Regions from separate parts of the Homo sapiens genome. Here region 2 is linked to region 1. A link is an interaction called in ENCODE POLR2A ChIA-PET data of the cell type or tissue named here. Cell type or tissue: IMR-90. All regions are shown on one strand. Links, peaks and the distances in the headings refer to the core of each region. The heading gives the core; the rest is flanking DNA.

Region 1 (8,766 bases), core at 767-8,766:
ATGGCGCAATCTTGGCTCACTGCAACCTCTGCCTCCCAGGTTCAAGTGATTCTTCTGCCTCAGCCTCCCAAGTAGCTGGGATTACAGGCATGCACCACCACACCTGGCTAATTTTTGTATTATTAGTAGAGACGGGGTTTCACCATGTTTGACAGGCTGGCATTAAGCTCCTGACCTCAGGTAATCTACCCACCTCGGCCTCCCAAAGTGCTGGGATTATAGGCGTGATCCACAGTGCCTGGCCTAGGTTCTGTTTCTCATCACAGTTGCAGTAACCATATGACCTGGACTGTCTGAGGTCAACCATTCTGTCTTTGGCCCTGTTATATGCACCCGCATTGTGAGACCACAGTCCTGATTGAAGGTTTAGGTGCTGTGGCTACCCTGCCCACAGCTCTGGATTCCCAGCCCTTTTGATTCTTTGGAAAAAGGAGATTTGCACAGATCAGATGAGAAGGCCATGGGCAGTATGGGGTGGAGAGAATGATGGCGTGTCAGACATTTATTCAGCACATTGTGTTGTACCAGGCCCTGGTGAGGTTCTGGACACACGATGGGGAGTGCAGCAGACTCATTCCTTATGTGCAAGGAGCTTACAGTTCAGTACAGAAGACACACATTCATCAGAAACTCGCCCAAATCAGTGTGAAGCTGTAACTATGAGAAGTGTGACAGATCCATGGAGTTGGTAGGGAGAGTTTGATGCAGGGAGGACAGGTCTTCCATGGAAAGACAGTTGAAGGAGGAGTTGAATAGTAAAAGGGGAGGGGCTGGAAGAGCTTATGATGGGGGAACTGGCTGTGGAATGAGGCTTGCCAGGAGCAGAGATCCTATGCAAGACCTTGAAGGCAGGTCTAAGGTGTGGGGGCTTTATCTTAAGAGCCATGGGAAGCCACTGAGAGTTTTAAGCAGGGGTATGAGTTGATCACATTTATGTTTGGAAACGAATCTTCTCTGGTTACTATGTGGAAAGCAGATTGGGGAAAAGTCTTGCTTTCTCAATAAGAAGGCAGTGAGCAGAAACCTCTTAGAGTGTTCGCCAGTCATTTCTGCTGCTTCCCTCCCCCTGTAAGCTAAACCAGAGCATGAGGAATTGTCCGTTTGGTTCACTGATGTATCCCAAGCAACTAAAATTGTGCCTGGCATGTAGCAATTGCTTCCAAAATGCATGCATGCTTCAAAAATTCCCAAGAGCTTCAGGGCAGGTTTATGTCAATCTCAGATCCTTGATTGACTAAGTAAGGCATCAGTCATCTTGATTCATTTGACCAACTTGTACCGGGACCTAGCATGTGTCAAGTGGAGGATACAAAGGATCTCATTGCCTCAAAGGGCAGAGACAACAATCAAGGAAGTGGCAAGTGCGGGATAACAATAAGGGCTCAACTGTCCACAGCGCACAATAATGAGTTCATCAAAAATGGATTTGCTGAACGTTTCTTGATCAAGGTCAGGAAAATCTCACTCAGTATCTGTACTACTTCGTTTTCATGCTGCTGATAAAGACATACCCGAGACTGGGAAGAAAAATAGGTTTAATTGGACTTACAGTTCCACATGGCTGGGGAGGCCTCAGAATCATGGCGGGAGGCAAAAGGTACTTCTTTTTATTTATTTATTTTTTTTGAGACGGAATCTCACTTTGTCGCCCAGGCTGGAGTGCGGTGGCGCGATCTCGGCTCACTGCAAGCTCCGCCTCCCGGGTTCACGCCATTCTCCTGCCTCAGCCTCCCGAGTAGCTGGGACTACAGGCGCCCGCCACCATGCCTGGCTAATTTTTTGTATTTTTTTTTTTTAAGGAGAGACGGGGTTTCACTGTGTTAGCCAGGATGGTCTTGATCTCCTGACCTTGTGATCCGCCCACCCCAGCCTCCCAAAGTGCTGGGGCAAAAGGTACTTCTAACATGGCGGCAGCAAGAGACAATGAGGAAGACGCAAAAGCGGAAACCCCTGATAAACCCCTCAGATTTCGTGAGACTTATTCACTATCACGAGAATAGCAGGGGAAAGATGAGGCCTATGATTCAATTACCTCCCCCTGAGTTCCTCCCACAACACGTGGGAATTCTGGGAGATACAATTGAAGTTGAGATTTGAATGGGGACACAGCTAAACCGTATCAGTATCTGCTTTTGGTAAGCTGCATGACCTTGGGCAAGTAGCTTTAACTTCTCAGAGCATCACTTTCCTCACCTGAAAAGTGGAGATGATAAGAGCTGATTTGTAGGGGTTTTTTGAAGATTAAATGAGATCACTTTTGGATATCACTTTGCTAAGGGGCTGGCACATAGTGGACTACCCAGCCATGCCACTGTTCCGTTCCTCCTTCTTCTTTCTCCTCCTTCCTATTCCTCCTCCACTTCCTCTCTTGTTGTTGCTATTACTATTATTATTATTATTATTATTACTAGCTAGCCAGGCTGCCTGTATTTCTCCAGAAAACCATTACCCATGGTTTAAAAAATCCACCCTTGGCCAGGTGCGGTGGCTCACGCCTGTAATCCCAGCACTTTGGGAGGTCGAGGTGGGCGGATCAGGAAGTCAGGAGATCAAGACCATCCTGGCTAACACAGTGAAATCCCGTCTCTACTAAAAATACAAAAAAAAATTAGCCGGGCGTGGTGCTGCACGCCTGTAGTCCCAACTACTCGGGAGGCTGAGGCAGGAGAATGGCGTGAACCTGGGAGGCGGAGCTTGCAGTGAGCCGAGATCGCCCCACTGCACTCCAGCCTGGGTGACAGAGTGAGACTCTGTCTCAAAAAAACAAAAAAGAGAGAAAAGAAAAAATATCCATCCTTGCTTCTACTCTCTTAGAGGCATATAGAGTTGCCCATATGAGAAGCAGCTCAATTACGATTGTTGAATGCATGGCCTCATCACTTTTGGTTTGGAGCTCACAGTTGAAACCATGTTTGTCGCCTCTGTCCTCCATGGATTAATATGTGCAGCCTGTCTCTCCTAATCAGATGTCACTGTGGCCTCTCATGGTATCCCGAGTAGTCACACTCTCCAGAGAATGGCCACCCCTCCAGCCCTTGGGGTACTCTCCTATGGGCCACTTCAAAGGGAGTTTTGCCCACTCCTCATAGCCTGTATTTTAAGTCAAATCATTTGAAATAAGCCCTCCAAACTGGGTGGAAAACCTCCCTAGGCATTTTTATGTGAAGTGGAAACAGAAAATCTTATTTTTATAGAAAGACTCCTCTGGGATCTCACTATCTAGTAGAGAAGACTGGGGCAGCCCTGAGGTTTGTGTTACAAGAAAGGCTTAGGAGGGAAAGGCGTCTAGGCCAGCTTCCTGGGAAGGTCACATAAATTCCTGCTTAGCATTCAGCGTAGGCTGAGGGCACACCTTCAGGAGACAGGAGCAAACAGACTCCAGCTCCTCTTCCATATTCTTCCAAAGCAGTTTTGGTGAGTACCAGGACCCACTGCTGTTGAAATGCACACCCACTCACCTCACAGTGTGGCCCAGAAGGAACCAGAACCCAATAGGAGAGGGGCAGAGTTATAAACAACTCCACTGGCTACATCACACTGTGCTTATCGCTGCAAATATTGACTCTGGAGGATCAAACAAGTGGCCAAAAAAAACAATAATATTTTCCCCAGAGAGAAGGTCTTGTTCCAGACAGCCAGGATCAAGTCGGATGGGCAGGCAGTGACAGATGGCACAATGCAAGGTGAAGGTCTCCATGCAAGGGTGATGCTCTCACGTGGTAGGTCCCCTTGGAACTGCTATGCCCAGGGAAGGAGAGACCAGACTCAGGGTGCCATCAGGTGGTCTTAAAGAACACAGGGCATCCCATATCGTGGATCAGAGTTCTCAAAGTCAAGAGATTGCTCCAAGAGGCAAATGTCCACAGCAAAGATCCGACTCCAGGTTTGGCAAACATTGACCTGAATCCCTTCTTTGGGTCAGACATCCTCCCAGAAACCTCCAAGAACGATTCCACACAATCCTTACAAAAGCCTCATGAACTAGGTGTTCTTACTCCATTTTGCAGATGCAAAAACTGAGGCTCCTAACAGTTTGATGACTTGCAAAACAGGTCACATTGTAGGTTATCTGGCAGAGCTGGGATAAGGACTCCCCAGTAAGTGCCTCTAAAGTGTGCTGTGCTTGTTCTGGTTGTTTCGAGCTCTGAGTTCTTCTGGGTTACAACTCAAATGCCCCTTACACAGTGAAAGTCCAGAGAGCAGGATTCTGGACAAAGAGCAGGAACTGAGGTCATTGATTGGCTAAGCCTCAGGGTTGTTTACTATTTTGTAAAGATGTGGATAGAAATAATTATTGATTCTGCATTCTGGCTCTTGGGCAGAAGGCACAGTTTTGAAAGTATCGGCAAGATGCCCAATGCTGCACCCTAGCCATGCAGTGTGTGTTCCTGTGTGTGTGGGTGGGTGTGTAGGTGTGTGTGTGTGTGTCTAGTGCAATTGTGGTAGAGGTTTCATTGTGACCCTCTAAAACCTCCCTTCTGCCCAACCCCCAGACAATGATACCTTACAGCAAGAGCAAGCTTGTCCAACCTGCGGCCCAGGATGACTTTGAATGCAGTCCAACATAAATTCGTAAATTTTCTTAAAACGTTATGATATTTGTTTGCAATTTTTTTTTTTTTAGTTCACCAGCTATCATTAGTGTTAGTGTATTTTATGTGTGGCTAAAGACAATTCTTCTTCCAATGTGGCCCAGGGAAGCCAAAAGATTGGACACCCCTGCCTTAGAGTCCCTTGGCCACTGATTATTATTATATTATAGCAGAGTCACCTTGGACTCTGCTCTATAGAAAGAAAGGGCTGGGTCACAGAAGGAGGCCTTTAGTGGATCAGGCCTTCAGGGGATCAGGAGGTGGTGGGAGGATGAAGATAATAACAATGGAGGAAAAAGAGTCATAGAACACAGAGAAAGAGAGAGAGAGAGACCAACCCCAAGATAAGCTACAATGTGACAGAGAGAAACAGCAATGTAAGAGATAGAAATAGTTGCACTGTGACAAGTTGCTGAGAGGAGAGGGAGAAACACTTTACAGAAAGTGAGCAAGAGAAGTTTCACTGGAGGCGGCAGTGGGAAAGATTTCAAGTGGGAAGTTGGTGCACATGGAGAGCTGTGGATGAGAGGGGGTGATGGACCGCCGTAGAGAGGACTCGGAGAGATGGTGGGTGCTGGGCACTGTGGGACACCACAGAGACACGGTGCTGCTGCTACCCGTGGCCCCGAGGCCCTGCCAACCACCAGCAGCCTCCAGAAAAGTCGTTTCCAGCAGGCACCTTTGTCCACGGCTGAAGCCCAAGGGGAATGTGGAGTTCAGATGTGGCAGAGAGAAAAAGGATCCCAGAAACACCTTCACGACTGAGGAGACAGAGCTCTGATTTCTAACACCACCTCCAGGAAGTCCTCCCAGCCCACAATTTAGGCTGCAGAACTGCAGAGTTCCCCATGATTCATCTAGAGGCTCATCGTCCCTTTGCGTTGCCTTCATAGCTCTGTAGAATTATAATTAGGGTTATAATTCTCTATAGGCCTTTTTTATTTGTGTTTTTCCTGTGGGCGTGTATTGTTTCTTTTAATAGTCTGTACATTTCTCTACTATTTCTATCTCCTTTGCAGTATTTGGTGCAGGGCTTCTGTTCTTTTGGGTATGTATAACACTTTACTTCTTCCCCTTTAGCAATTTATTCTTTTATGAAATTCCTAGCTTATTACATCTTATGCCATTCTCCTGGCCATGTCCTTTGTTAAAAATCCCCTTCCTACTTGATAGCTCTTTATACTGTCCGTTGCCCTCCATGAGGTGTTTATTATCTCATGAAGGCAGAGCAGAAGTTATTATTCCTCTTTTAAAGATGAATGGACTGAGTCTCAGAGACATGTCTATTACTTAACTTGGCCAAAAGATTAAAATATCTTCTACATTGTGTAGCAATATACAGCATACAAGCTGATTTTAGGTGGTATTAGAAGGAAGATCTCTTATTTATGTATTTTGTCTTTATGTGTAATAGGAAAATAATATATTAAAGCTGTGTTTTGGGGCATATTATTCCTTGCAGTGTTTTTATTTCAATAAAATAAGTGTGACCTGGTGTGGTGGCTCACACCTGTAATCCCAACACTTTGGGAGTCCGAGGTGGGCAGATCACTTGAGGTCAGAAGTTCGAGACCAGCCTGGCTAACATGGTGAAACCCTGTCTCTACTAAAAATACAAAAAATTAGTCGGGCGTGGTGGCAGGCGCCTGTAATCCTAGCTACTTGGTAGGTTAAGGCAGGAGAATCACTTGAATCTGGGAGGTGGAGATTGCAGAGAGCCGAGATCGTGCCACTGTACTCCAGCCCGGGTGACAGTGCGAGACTCAGTCTCAGGAAAAAAAAAAAAACAATTAGCCAGGCATGGTGGCAGGCGCCTGTAATCTCATTTACTTGGGAGGCTGAGACAGGAGAATCGCTTGAACACTGGAGGCAGAGGTTGCAGTGAGCCAAGATCACGCCACTACACTCCAGCTTGGGTGACAGAGCAAGACTTTGTCTCTAAATAAATAAATTAAATGAGTTGATTTAAACATAAATATTAGAGAAATAATAATCGACATGGTTCAAAGATAACGCACAGAGTAGGAAGAAGTTCTTGAATGGCTGATGTTTGGGAAATACTGCTTGATGTGAGCTCTGAACCCAGTGGTGCTGAATAAGTTGTGTTTTCCTGCCTGGCCACAGTCAGGATGAAAAGGCAGGAATGCCAAGTAGAACGGCTGTTGCTTTGGGAGTTACAGGATCATCCAATTGCCCTGAGGGGTGAGCTTCTTTTCCTCAGGCTGCGATTCTTCCACCTATGCAAAAGAGAATCACCGAGGCTGCTCACTTGAAGGCATAGCAGGAGAATGAGAATGGAGTAACCTCTCTACCATAGGCAAAGCCAGGCAGGAGGGTTGTGGGGAGACGGGTGAGGGGACGGGGGCACAGGAATCAGAGAATACCAGTCTCTGCCCTCACTGAGCTTTCAATGTCATCAGGGAGATGGAGGTAGGGCACAAAAAGAAACACAAAGCCACCTAAACTCAGATCTTAGGACAGCTTTGAGGGGGGCTCCACGCCTGGTGTTAGGAGGGAGGAACAGGCTAGATGAAGTTTGCCTCACCTTCAGGAAGGTGCTCTGCAAGGACTGAATCAGGAATCATTTTAGAAGAGAGTCTTCCTCCTACAAAGAACGTTTCCAATCCCCAAACTGCCCTGTAAAGAGTCTCCAAATTGAGGGTTCTACTTTTCCCCTGGGGAGTGATTCTTTGCTACCTCCACCCCGCAATGGCTGTTTCCAAATTGGATTATTTCATCATTTCCTCCTATTCCTCCCCCCATTCCCCCTCTGTCTTGGTAGAGCAGTAACAGGCTCACCACCTGGCTTCTGATTAGAAAAGCGAGGCAGCGGTTTAATCACAGAGCAACAGAGAAACAAGGCCTGTCTGTGAAATTGCAGCATGTGGTCTATACATCCCTCTCCCAGGCCGGAAAGAGTTGGGGAGGTGGAAGGGTGCAGTTCAAACTCATTTCTCACCACCACCCAGCAGCAATTTCATCAGAAATCAAATGTGCCTACAGCAACTTCTTGCTTTCCATGTCATGACTCTCTGCTGAGGCAAGAGATTTCCTGGAAAGGGGAGTTAGGGCAATGAGTGTCTGCTGCATTGAGGGAAGGGAGTGAGGAGACGGGGGAAGGGGAGAGGGCTGTGTGCGCAGCTGGGCACACAGGGTCTGTAGCCTGCATTGCAGTATGCCTCTGCGGGGTGTGTGTGTGTGTGTGCGTGTGTGTGTGTGTGTGTGTGTGTGTGTCTGTAGTGTGTCTGTGGGGCAGGCTGGTGTCTGTGGGGTGTAAAGACAAGCTGATCAGTGAGCTTGTAATTTCCCATTGCCAGGCCCTTGGAAATGCTGGCTGGGTCGCTTTCCATCCTTTATTTGTTTAGCTTTGCCTGCTTCTCAGTGGCCTCAGGAGGGTGAGGGTGGGGGTAACAGGGAGATGAGATAATTGTGGGGGCCTAGACAAGTTTGCTCAGACAGTATTGTGTGGCTAAGACTATTGAGCTACTGAAAGAGAGAGAGAAACCAAGTACAATAATACTAAAAGTAAACATGAAGGTCGGGCACAGTGGCTCATGCCTGTAATCCCAGCACTTTGAGGCCGAGGTGGGTGGATCACCTGAGGTCAGGAGTTCGAGACCAGCCTGGCCAACACGGTGAAACCCTGTCTCTACTAAAAATACAAACATTAGCCAGGCGTGGTGGCATGTGCCTGTAATCCCAGCTATTAGGGGGGCTGAGGTAGGAGGATTGCTTGAACCTGGGAGGCGGAGGGTGCAGTGAGCCAAGATTGTGCCCCTGCACCCCAGCCTGGGCAACAGAGTGACACTCCATCTCAAAAAAAAAAAAAAAAAAAAGTAAACATGAAGACTCCAAAACAAGGATCTGTTAGTGTTGAGAGGAGCCGAAGGTGGCAAGTATGCTGTCTTTCTCCAAGTAGCTGGCTAGGGGATGGGGCGAGCAGGGATTTGCTTGGAGGGGAGGGGGGAGCCAGCAGACAGATTTAGGATTTAGAAGTCTGCTGCGTTTCAGGAGCTCCCCCATTGGAATAAGATGGGCTGTTGTTTGCCAGGCCTGAAAGTTTTATTTAATGATTCCAAATAGAATATCGCCAAACAGATGTAGTCTTGTTCCTCGAAAGAAAAGCTGCAGCAGGAAGCAGGGGGTGGGCTGTCCAGTGGAGGCCGCAGCGCAG
Region 2 (9,533 bases), core at 640-8,639, 85 kb before region 1:
CCACTGTACTCGGCCACAGTTTTCATTGTATGCATCTACCAGAATTTATTTAAACCAGACATTCTATTAATGAATATTTAGGTTTGTTCCTATTATTTTGTTGCACAGTGGGCAGATCTTATGTAAATGTATTCCTAAAGGCTGAGGAAGCTGACAGACCAAAGAGGCTGATAAATCCAGTGTCTCACATTTAATAGGGATTTATGAACAGAAACCATCATCTCAGCAGGAGATAGTAGATCCTGGGCCATTACCCCCCAGACCCAGGGCTTCTATACCCTAGAGAAGGAATGTGTAGGATAATTGAAGTTGGCCCCTTAGGGAAAGGCAAGAATGCTATGTGAATCTGCCTAAGGGCAGGATTTATGGTCAAGGTTGTTTTGATCTAAGTGCAGAATTTATGGTAAGTACATGCTCTTACACAAGGAACAGTAGATAAAATAGAAATCTTAGAGGTATTCCCGGAACTGGGATTAATCAGAAGTCAACATGGTGGATTAGCATGTAAGATGGAGTTGCTTTAACCTGCACATCTTTGCTATTACAAATAGTGCTATTATATATATATAAAATATGATTTATATATGATATATATATAAAAGTGTGAATAATCTTGCTGTTTTCTTTTATGATTTAATTTTTCAGTCTATAAGATTGAACATATGTCATTTTGTTTATACATGTGTTATAGATTGAGTATTTGTGTTCCCCCATCAAATACGCTGAAGCCTTAACTCCCAGTATGACTCTATTGGGAGATAGGGCCCGTGAGGAGGTAATAAAGGTTAAATGAGGGCATAATGGTGAGGCCCTGACCCATTAGGCCTGGTACCCTTATAAGAAAAGCAAGAGACATCAGAGATCTTTCTCTGCCATGTGAGGACACAGTGAGAAAGTGGCTGTCTGTAAGCCAGGAAGACATCCTTTACCAGGAACCAAATCAGCCAGCACCTTCATCTTGAACTTCCTGGCATCCAGAACTATAAGGAATAAATTTATGTTGTTTAAGTCACCCAGTCTTTGGTATTTTGTTATGGCAGCCTGAGCTTACTAGTACAGTAAGCATATCTGAAGGCTAAAATTGCCAGAAATAGAAACATGTAATCACTAGGTCAAGAGGTGAGTGCATTTACAAATTTGATAGGTGTTGCCGAATTACTGAATGAAAGGGATACCCACTTTAATTCCCTTCAGCAGTATACAGTAGTGCATGTTTACCCACAGCTTCACCATCAAGTTGTTTTCAAACTTAGTTTTTTCCCCTAAACTGAAAGGTGAAAGTGATTATTTTATATTCTTAACCTAGTTTATTTACCAAGGAAATAACTCTATTACTATTGTAAATTGAATGCTAGCATATTTTCACATATAGAATGTAACTGTCAGAATAAAAACAAAAAATACTATTAAATTTGTGCTGAATGTTGTTGCCTATAGAAAGGTCTGAGTCTGAGATGTGTTCTTTCTTGTTAAAAAGAGAAATCAGGAAGTTTAAAGGGATGTTAATGACAGGTTGAAACTGAGGCTTCTTGTTGATGTAATCCAACAGTGGAAATCAGTCTGACTGTGGTCCCACACTCTCTTACCTTCTGCCATCCCGCCCAATCTGCTGTTGTGTAGCTGAGGCTATGTTGTGTTAGATAAGCCAAGGGAGCCATCAGCTAGGTGGTTCTACATGCATAACTGCAAAACCAGCCCAATCTGGTTCAACTTTGTGTTATAAAATGGTTACATTTCAGTTACCTCCATGTTGCAGGTAACCTAAGCAAACCCAAATGGACCAAATGCAACGCTGATGGAATCTAAGTGCTCAGACCAAGGAACGGGGACTGAAATAACAGTGGACACCACATGGCATGATCCAATCAGATTGAGCCCTGGAAAGATCATCCCATGGCAAGATCCAGTTAGATTACACTTCCTGGCATCACCTCATTGCAAGATCCAAGATCATGCCTCATTACCTTCTGCCTGTAAAACCTGCCCCAGCCCCCAGCTCCAGGAGACAGATTTGAGCCAGGCTCCTGTCTTTCTCTGCAGCCTTGCAATAAACTTTTCTTTCTACAAAAACCCAGTGCTTTGGTGTTTGGATTTTTTTTTTTTTTTTTAAATACAGGGTCTTGCTCTGTAACCTAGGCAGTGGCACGATCACGGCTCACTGTAGTCTTGAACTCTGGGGCTCAAGCAATCCTCCTGCCTCAGCCTCCCAAGTAGCTGGGACTACAGGTGCATGCCACTGGGCCTGGCTAATTTTAAAAAATTCTTTTGGGAAGACAGAGTCTCACTATGTTGCCCAGGCTGGTCTTGAACTCCACCTTGGTCAGTTCTCTCACCTTGGCCTGCCAAAGTGCTGGGATTACAGGCGTGAGCTACCACGCCCAGCCATGTTTGGCTTTTCATTGCATGCAGTCAAACAGACCCAGTTCAGTTTGGTAACACACATAGCTGTCTGGATGGGCACAAGGAAGGCTTGATCCTGCTTACAGGCTCACTGGGTAAAAGTGAGCAGGTCCCTGAGGCTCACCACATGTTGGCCTTGTCCCAGTAAGGAGAAAAGTGCCTGCCTCTTGCACTTTCCCAGGGAGGAAGGTTCTGGAGCAGGAGTTTTACCCTAGTTTCTGACCAAGTGCCTGCTAATGGTAGTTTCCTAAGTCACATTTTTTAGACTTTTTAAAATTTAGTAGACTTTATTTTTTAGAATAGTTTTAGATTTAAGGAAAATTTGAGCAGATAGCACAGAGAGTTCCCATGTGCCCTCCATATATACATAATGTTCTGTATTATTAACATTTTACATTTGTGTGCTCTATTTGTTATAATCAATGAACCAATATTGATACATTATTATGTACTAAAGTCGATAGTTTCTACCTGATGTCTATTTCTATTTGAGGATCTCATCCAGGGTACCACAGTACATTGACTTGTGGTGCCTCCTCAGATTCCTCTTGGCTGTGACAGTTTCTCAGACTTTTCTTGGTTTTAATGATCTTGACAGTTTTGAGTAGCACTGGCTGGGTATTTTGTAGGAAGCCCCTTTATGGGAATTAGTCTGATGTTTTGTTTCATGATTAGCCTGGGGTTTTGGGTTTTTGGGAAGAGGACCTCAGGTAAAGTGCCATTCTAATGACATCATATCAAAGGCACATGTTACCAACATGATTTATCACTTTTACGTTGACCTTGATCACCTGGTTCAGCAGTGTTTATCTGGTTTCTCCACTGTTAAGGTACTCTTTCCCCACTTTCCTACTCTTTAGAAGGAAGTCACTCTGCCCAGCCCACATGTAAGGAATGGAGAGTTATGTTCCCTCTTCTGGAGGGTACAATATCTACATCAATTATTTAGGATTCTCCTATAGGATTTTTTTTTCTCTTTCCATTTATTCAGTTACTTATATCAGTATGGATATTTATTTTACATTATTTTTGGGTTACAAATCAACACTACTTCATTTTATTGCTTAATTTTTTCCAGCTTTGTTCATTGGTAGCTCTTTCAGTTGGCTCCTGCATCCCTTTGACATATCCCCATTATGGTACGATTTTTTTTTTTTTGAGGCAGAGTCTCGCTCTGTCGCCCAGGCTGGAGTGCAGTGGCTCGATCTTGGCTCACTGCAAGCTCCGCCTCCTGGGTTCATGCCATTCTCCTGCCTCAGCCTCCGGAATAGCTGGGACTACAGGCGCCTGCCACCACGCCTGGCTAATTTTTTGTGTTTTTAGTAGAGAAGGGGTTTCACCGTGTTAGCCAGGATGGTCTCGATCTCCTGACATCATGATCCGCCCGCCTCGGTCTCCCAAAGTGTTGGGATTATAGGCGTGAGCCACAGCGCCCGGCCCATTTTGTTTTGTTTTTTAAGACAGCATACATCTGTTGCCCAGGCTGAAATGCAGTGGCACAATCATAGCTCACTGCAACCTCAAACTCCTGTGCTCAAGTGAACCCTCCTTCCTCAGCCTCCTGAGTAGCTGGGACTACAGGCATGCACCACCGCACCTGGCTAATTAAAAAAAAATTGGGGGCCGGGCATGGTGGCTTATGCCTGTAATCCCAGCACTTTGGGAGGCCAAAGAAGATGGATCGCTTGAGACCAGGAATTTGAGACCAGCCTGGGCAACATGACAAAACCTTGTCTCTACCCAAAATACAAAAAAATTAGCCGGGCGTGGTGGCACATCCCTATAGTACCAGCTACTTGGGAGGCTGAGGTGGGAAGATTGCTTGAGCTTAGGAGGCAGATGTTGCAGTGAGCTGAGATTGAGTCACTGCCCTCCAGCCTGGGTAACAGAGTGAGACCCTGTCTCAAAAACAAAAACAAAGAAAAGAAAAAGAAAAAAGAAAATTGCAGGGGGAGAATTATACATAATTTAGTGTGGTCTTGCTATGTTGCCCAGCAGATCTTGAACTCCTGGGCTCAAGTGGTCTTCCCACCTTGGCCTCCCAAAGTGCTGGGATTACAGGCATGTGCCACCGTGCCCAGCTGTATTGTAGGTTTTTTAAAAAATTCGTTGTTGATCACTTCTTTATTTTCTGGTATTTCAAGATATTCCAAACTCATTTTGTATATTTCTTGCTACAGTCCTACTAGAATCAGACATTTCTTCAAAGAACGCTAGTTCTTTTTATATTGGACAGTGTTACTAGAAACCAAGATCTGGATGCTAAGTGTACTTATAGCTACTGGGATGTTAAGTCACATTTTTAATTTGCTGAAAGCATTTAAGATTGCCTATATTTCTAGTCTCTCCTTAATTCCCTGATAATTCCTATTAAAACTAACTGGTCGCCTCACAGTTTCCCCAAAAGCCTTTGGGGTTTTACTCTTTTTGTTTGTTTGTTTTTTAAGATTTGTCCTCACTTTGTTTAAATCCTTCCTGTCCTTCAAGCTTTAGGCCTCCTTCTGCCACCACCTCCCACCCTACCACCCAGTTTCCTTTTTGACATTGCTGCCTCTTATCTCCTGCTTCAGGAGGCTCCAGCAATGCAAATGCAACAGAAGCCTGATTTATTCTTGGAAACAGTTCCATGAAAACCAAGCAGGAAGGAATTTAGAAAGGAATATAGCAGCTATATAATATCTTTTGCCTCTATTTTTTTAAAATTTAGTTTTGTGGTTTGAACCCAGATAGCCAGACTATCAGTTTTATTAGGGCTTTTTTTTTTTTTTTTTTTTTTGTCTTTCCAAGATTCAGATGGAAGCACCTGGATTGAGTTTTGTGACTCACGGCCAGAGCTGAACTTTGAATCCTGTGCCCAAGCACTGTATTTGTGAAGCAGCAGGAACAGAGAGAAGCAGTGAAGGTGGGCGATGCTTTGAGATCACTTTGTCCAGACTATCTAGTTTTACAGATGTGGAAACTAAGACCCAGGGAAGGGAAGAAATCATACCCAGAGACATATAACTCATATAACTCATTAAAGGAAGAGTTGGGTCTAGAAGAATTTTTTTTTTTTAACTATAGGATCGGCCAGGCTGTGTCTAGAATCTCTTTATTGGTGTTCCAGTGTGCTTTCTGCTGCGGTGTAAGGACTTAAGATTGTTTTCCCTAAGAAATTTGTCTTAAAATCCCCATCCTGTAACCCCGAGGCACCCAATGACATCCTGGTAGAGGGAGCAGCCCAGTTTTTCAAAGATGCATGCATTTTGGACCAGTGAGACCTGAATTGAAAGCCTAGCTCCATCCCTTAACAGCCATCTGATCTCCAGGCAATCTCTCAGATTCTCAGTTTTCTTATCTGTAAAATGGGCATAAGGATGCCTGGGCCACAGGTGTGTTTTATGGCTTAAGCAAAAGCATGGTTATGAAGGCACCTGGAGCATACCAAGCACATAACTGGTGCTCAGCATTTCTTCAAGGATCATTCTGTGGCTTCCCATGTGTATACCTGGTATCCTGAAACAAATAGAAACCTCCTGGGTTACTTTTACTTCCTTTGTGTCTCTACAAAACTGGACACACAACAGGTGTTCAAAAGCCCTTGCTGGATGAAGGAATGCCACAAAGCTCACCCCATAGGGAGACAATGGAGGGGCAAAAGGTGTTTGTGCAGTGTGAAGGAGAAGGAAAACAGGTGAGTGAGGCAGATGGGCGATGGAACAGCTGGGCCAAGCGCTCATTCTACATTCAGACTGAGTACTCTTCAGGGAGAGGGATTGCCTGAGGCTTCCCAGGGAGAGATATGCTGAGCCAGGCCTCTGCCCAGTGGTCAGGGTGGAGACTGGATAAAGAATCAGGGAGCCTGAAGCCCCTGTGCTTTCATCATTTCCAGCCTCCTGCCCCTGCTTGGGGCCTGGGCACGTTCACAGCTGAACAAGATGCGGCAGGAAACCCTGAATCAAGGGGGTGAAGGCATTAATGAAGCTGAGCTGACTTCTGGCTCTAAATTCCTTTCCCTTTGCTTCCAGGCTTGCTGTGGCCTGTTGTCTCTGCCCGGCAGAGTCTGGTGGCTGCTCTCATTTCACATCATATTGCGAGCTGGATGAAAGCAAGAACCAAGGCGGCTCAGCACGCATAAAGGCAAGTCAGAATCTGGAGACCAAGATTTATTGCTGCAGAGATGGGTGCCCTTTTTGTAGCATGACTTTTATGGAAAGGGCAGTTTTCTTTGCATTAAGTTTGTCTGTAAGAGTCAGTATGACCTAGAGCAGGGGCTAGCAAACTTTTTCTGAAAAAATTAGATAGGGAATATAGGCTTTAAGGGGCATGCAGTGTCTCCTGCAAATATTTCAACACTTCTGTTATAGCAGCCAATGTATAGTTGGCAGGACTATACATTATATAATGTATAGATGAACAGATGTGGCTGTGTTCCAGTAGAACTTTATTTATGGACACTAAAATTTAAATTCCATATAACTTTCATGTGTCACAAAATATTAATCTTTTCATTTTTTTCAACTATTTAGAAGTGTAAAAACCCACCTTGGCTTGATGGCCATACCAAAACAAGCCCTAGGTCAGATGGCAGAAGGCGGTCTGCAGACCTGTTCAGGGTACAGCATGGCCTTGGGAGTCAGACAGGCTTGGATTCAAACCCGGCCTCAGCTCTATGCTTGCTCTCCAACCTTGTTGGGTGACTTAATCTCTCTGAATCTATCCATATATAGGGACAATTTCCTATCCATATATAGGGATAATAACGTCTACCTTAGAGGTTGTTAGTGGGCAATAAGTGAAGTTACAAAGAACCTAACATGGACCATTTGAAGTCCTTGATAGGAGGATGTTATTATTATTGCTTCTCTCAACCTCATCCTTAAGAACACTAGTAATGAGAGCTGAAAGCAATATTCTACTCTGCACATCTACCCAGAACCTCTGAAGTCTATTTATAAAGGCAGTCATCATAGGCTTTTTACAAAAACTATAACGCCCTGCTTTTTGCCACAATTAACTCATCTTTTTTGTTCCAATTCACTTCAACTTAACACATGCTCACAAAGCACAACTTTGCACAAGGCTCAGAGTGCAGCAGGATTGGAAAGTTGAACTTGACACAGTTCCTGCCAAAAGATAGGTATCTCTCTAGAAGGGGACATAAGATACAAATCCAAACAACCATAAATCAAAAAAGCATGTGGAATAAGACCTCCAAGAGTGGCAATCATGTCTCCCATTTACTAAGTACCAGGCACTGTACTAAATGCTTTCTTTATATATGTTGATCTTATTATATAACCTCATGAGGAGGGGACTGTTATTATTCCCATTTGATAAGTGGGAGAATGGAGACAGGGAGATCATGAAGGTCCTTGCCAAAGGTCACACTTAAGTGAGCAGAGAACAGAGAATCAGAACAGAGATCCAGACCTGGCTGATGCAGGAGCCAGAACTTTCCCCACTGGCTTCAAGTGCCCCTGGAGCTCAGGAAGTCCATCCTGGCTCTGACGGCTGGGAAAGAGTCACAGAGGGGGCTTTCGAGCTGTCCCTGAAGCCTGGGGAGGTTTACTCCAGGCATGGATGGGAGTAGGGATGGGAGGATTCAGTCCCAGAACAGCGTGAGCAAATATGCTGCAGTGGGAATGTGGAATGCTCTCAGGCGTGTTGGGGGAACAGCAAGCAGCGTGGGAGTGTAGGGTGCATTCCGTACCAGTGTCCTTTCCCTCCGTGGACCTCCGGATGCCTCAGGGAGGGGCGGGGGAGAGGCAAAAGGTCTGATGACTTCACCAGACTTACATAAACAGGAACTTCCTTGCAACAAAGTATGACCTTCTCATTTTAAAACAATTTGCCAGGCAGTGTATTCCACTCTTCAATCTTGCTTTTCTGTCCATAACTCCTCCCCCAACTTCCGGATTCTGCTTTCCTAGTGTGAAGGAGATGCCAAATTATGTCATAAAAACAGTGCTGGGCATAGAAGTGGCACGCGTCTGAACAGGCACTGTGTGACCCTAGGCTGGTCACTTTCCCTCTCTTGCCTCAGTTCCTGCAAACATAAAATTAGGAGTTAGGTGATAACCTGAGTGCTTTCCAGTGATAACCTTCCAAATTATGGCATACTAAGCCTGTCTCAGTAAGGGAAGCAGCCTTCACCTCTAGCTTGGAGTAGGTGATGCCACTTTGTAGCAACATTAAACAACTGCAGTTCCTGGACTTGATGGGGGCTGGGATTAGAATTTCGAGCCTTTAACTTGTCAATGTGCTGCTTAGATAACTTGCTCCTTACTGGAGTTCATGGGAATCCATGTTCTTTGCCCATCCATCCACCAACACATCAACTTTTAATTAATTCATTTATTTATCTACACCTAGTCCCTGGAGCCAGACTGCCTGAGTTTGAATCCTGGCTCTACTAGCTCTGTGACCATGGTTAAGTTACAGAACCTCTCTGTGCCTTAGTTTCTTCTTCTGTAAGACAGGGATAACAGTAGAATCTGCCTTACAGGGTTGTGAGGATTAAATTGGTTCATGTGTGCACACACACACACATAAATAAAATATCAAGTGCTTAAAACCACTCATGGCATGTAGTAAGCATGATATAAGTGTGTACTATTATTGTTATGTTTGAAGCATGTTTTAAGTAATAGTGTGTGCTGGATGCTCTGTTAGCATCTTTTTCTATGAAACATAGCACTCTTCCCTACTGCCTTACAAGGTAGGTGTTATGAGCCTGCTTTTCGTATGAAGAAATGAAGGATTGAAGAGTTGACATGCCTTTTCTGAGATGTGCCATGGACTAGGCTGCAGAGGACAACCAGACACATCAGCAGGGCCCAGGAGGGAGAGGCTGGAAAGAGCGGGCAGATCACTGCCTGCCCCTGTCACCTAATAGCCAGCTCACATGGCTTCCCTGCTCTGCTATCTGGTTCTTGCTGCAACCCAGACTCCTGCTGATGTCTTGTCTTGAACTGTGTAACCTGTCAACACATGAGAATCATTTGCAGCGACTGGGGAGTGACGTGATTCAGGAGCAGGGGAGGGGAGCTCGTGGAGAACAGAAAACTGCTGCTCCATTTTGGAGCTGCCTTTCAGCCTGGCCAAATGGGAAACTTCCTGCTTAGAAACAGTCAGGACATTAATACTCAGAT

Evidence for each region. Peaks named below come from ENCODE experiments on the same cell type or tissue, not always from the same donor. Only the 100,000 strongest peaks of a DNase experiment are listed, where the experiment ranks them.
Region 2: POLR2A ChIA-PET joins it to region 1 with 13 read pairs; 4 of 35 experiments call an interaction of 5 or more read pairs at or near these places.

The regions. Positions count from the first base shown.
Region 1 is chr2:216,612,204-216,620,969 of GRCh38, forward strand. It overlaps LOC124907977 (a long non-coding RNA gene), which reads right to left. Exons shown (of 2, transcript XR_007088079.1): 2 at 8,636-8,766. Among named protein-coding and RNA genes, the nearest start is that of LINC01280, 9.6 kb to the left of the region's middle. RefSeq lists a silencer at 3,003-3,297 and an enhancer at 8,424-8,766. In IMR-90, for the core only: no CTCF peak of the experiment used is centred there; a DNase peak (open chromatin) is centred at 7,588; H3K27ac peaks cover 987 bases; H3K27me3 peaks cover 756 bases.
Region 2 is chr2:216,527,514-216,537,046 of GRCh38, forward strand. It overlaps LOC101928156 (a long non-coding RNA gene), which reads left to right. Exons shown (of 3, transcript XR_923872.3): 3 at 1,757-2,070. Among named protein-coding and RNA genes, the nearest start is that of RPL37A, 33 kb to the left of the region's middle. In IMR-90, for the core only: no CTCF peak of the experiment used is centred there; a DNase peak (open chromatin) is centred at 8,118; H3K27ac peaks cover 1,651 bases.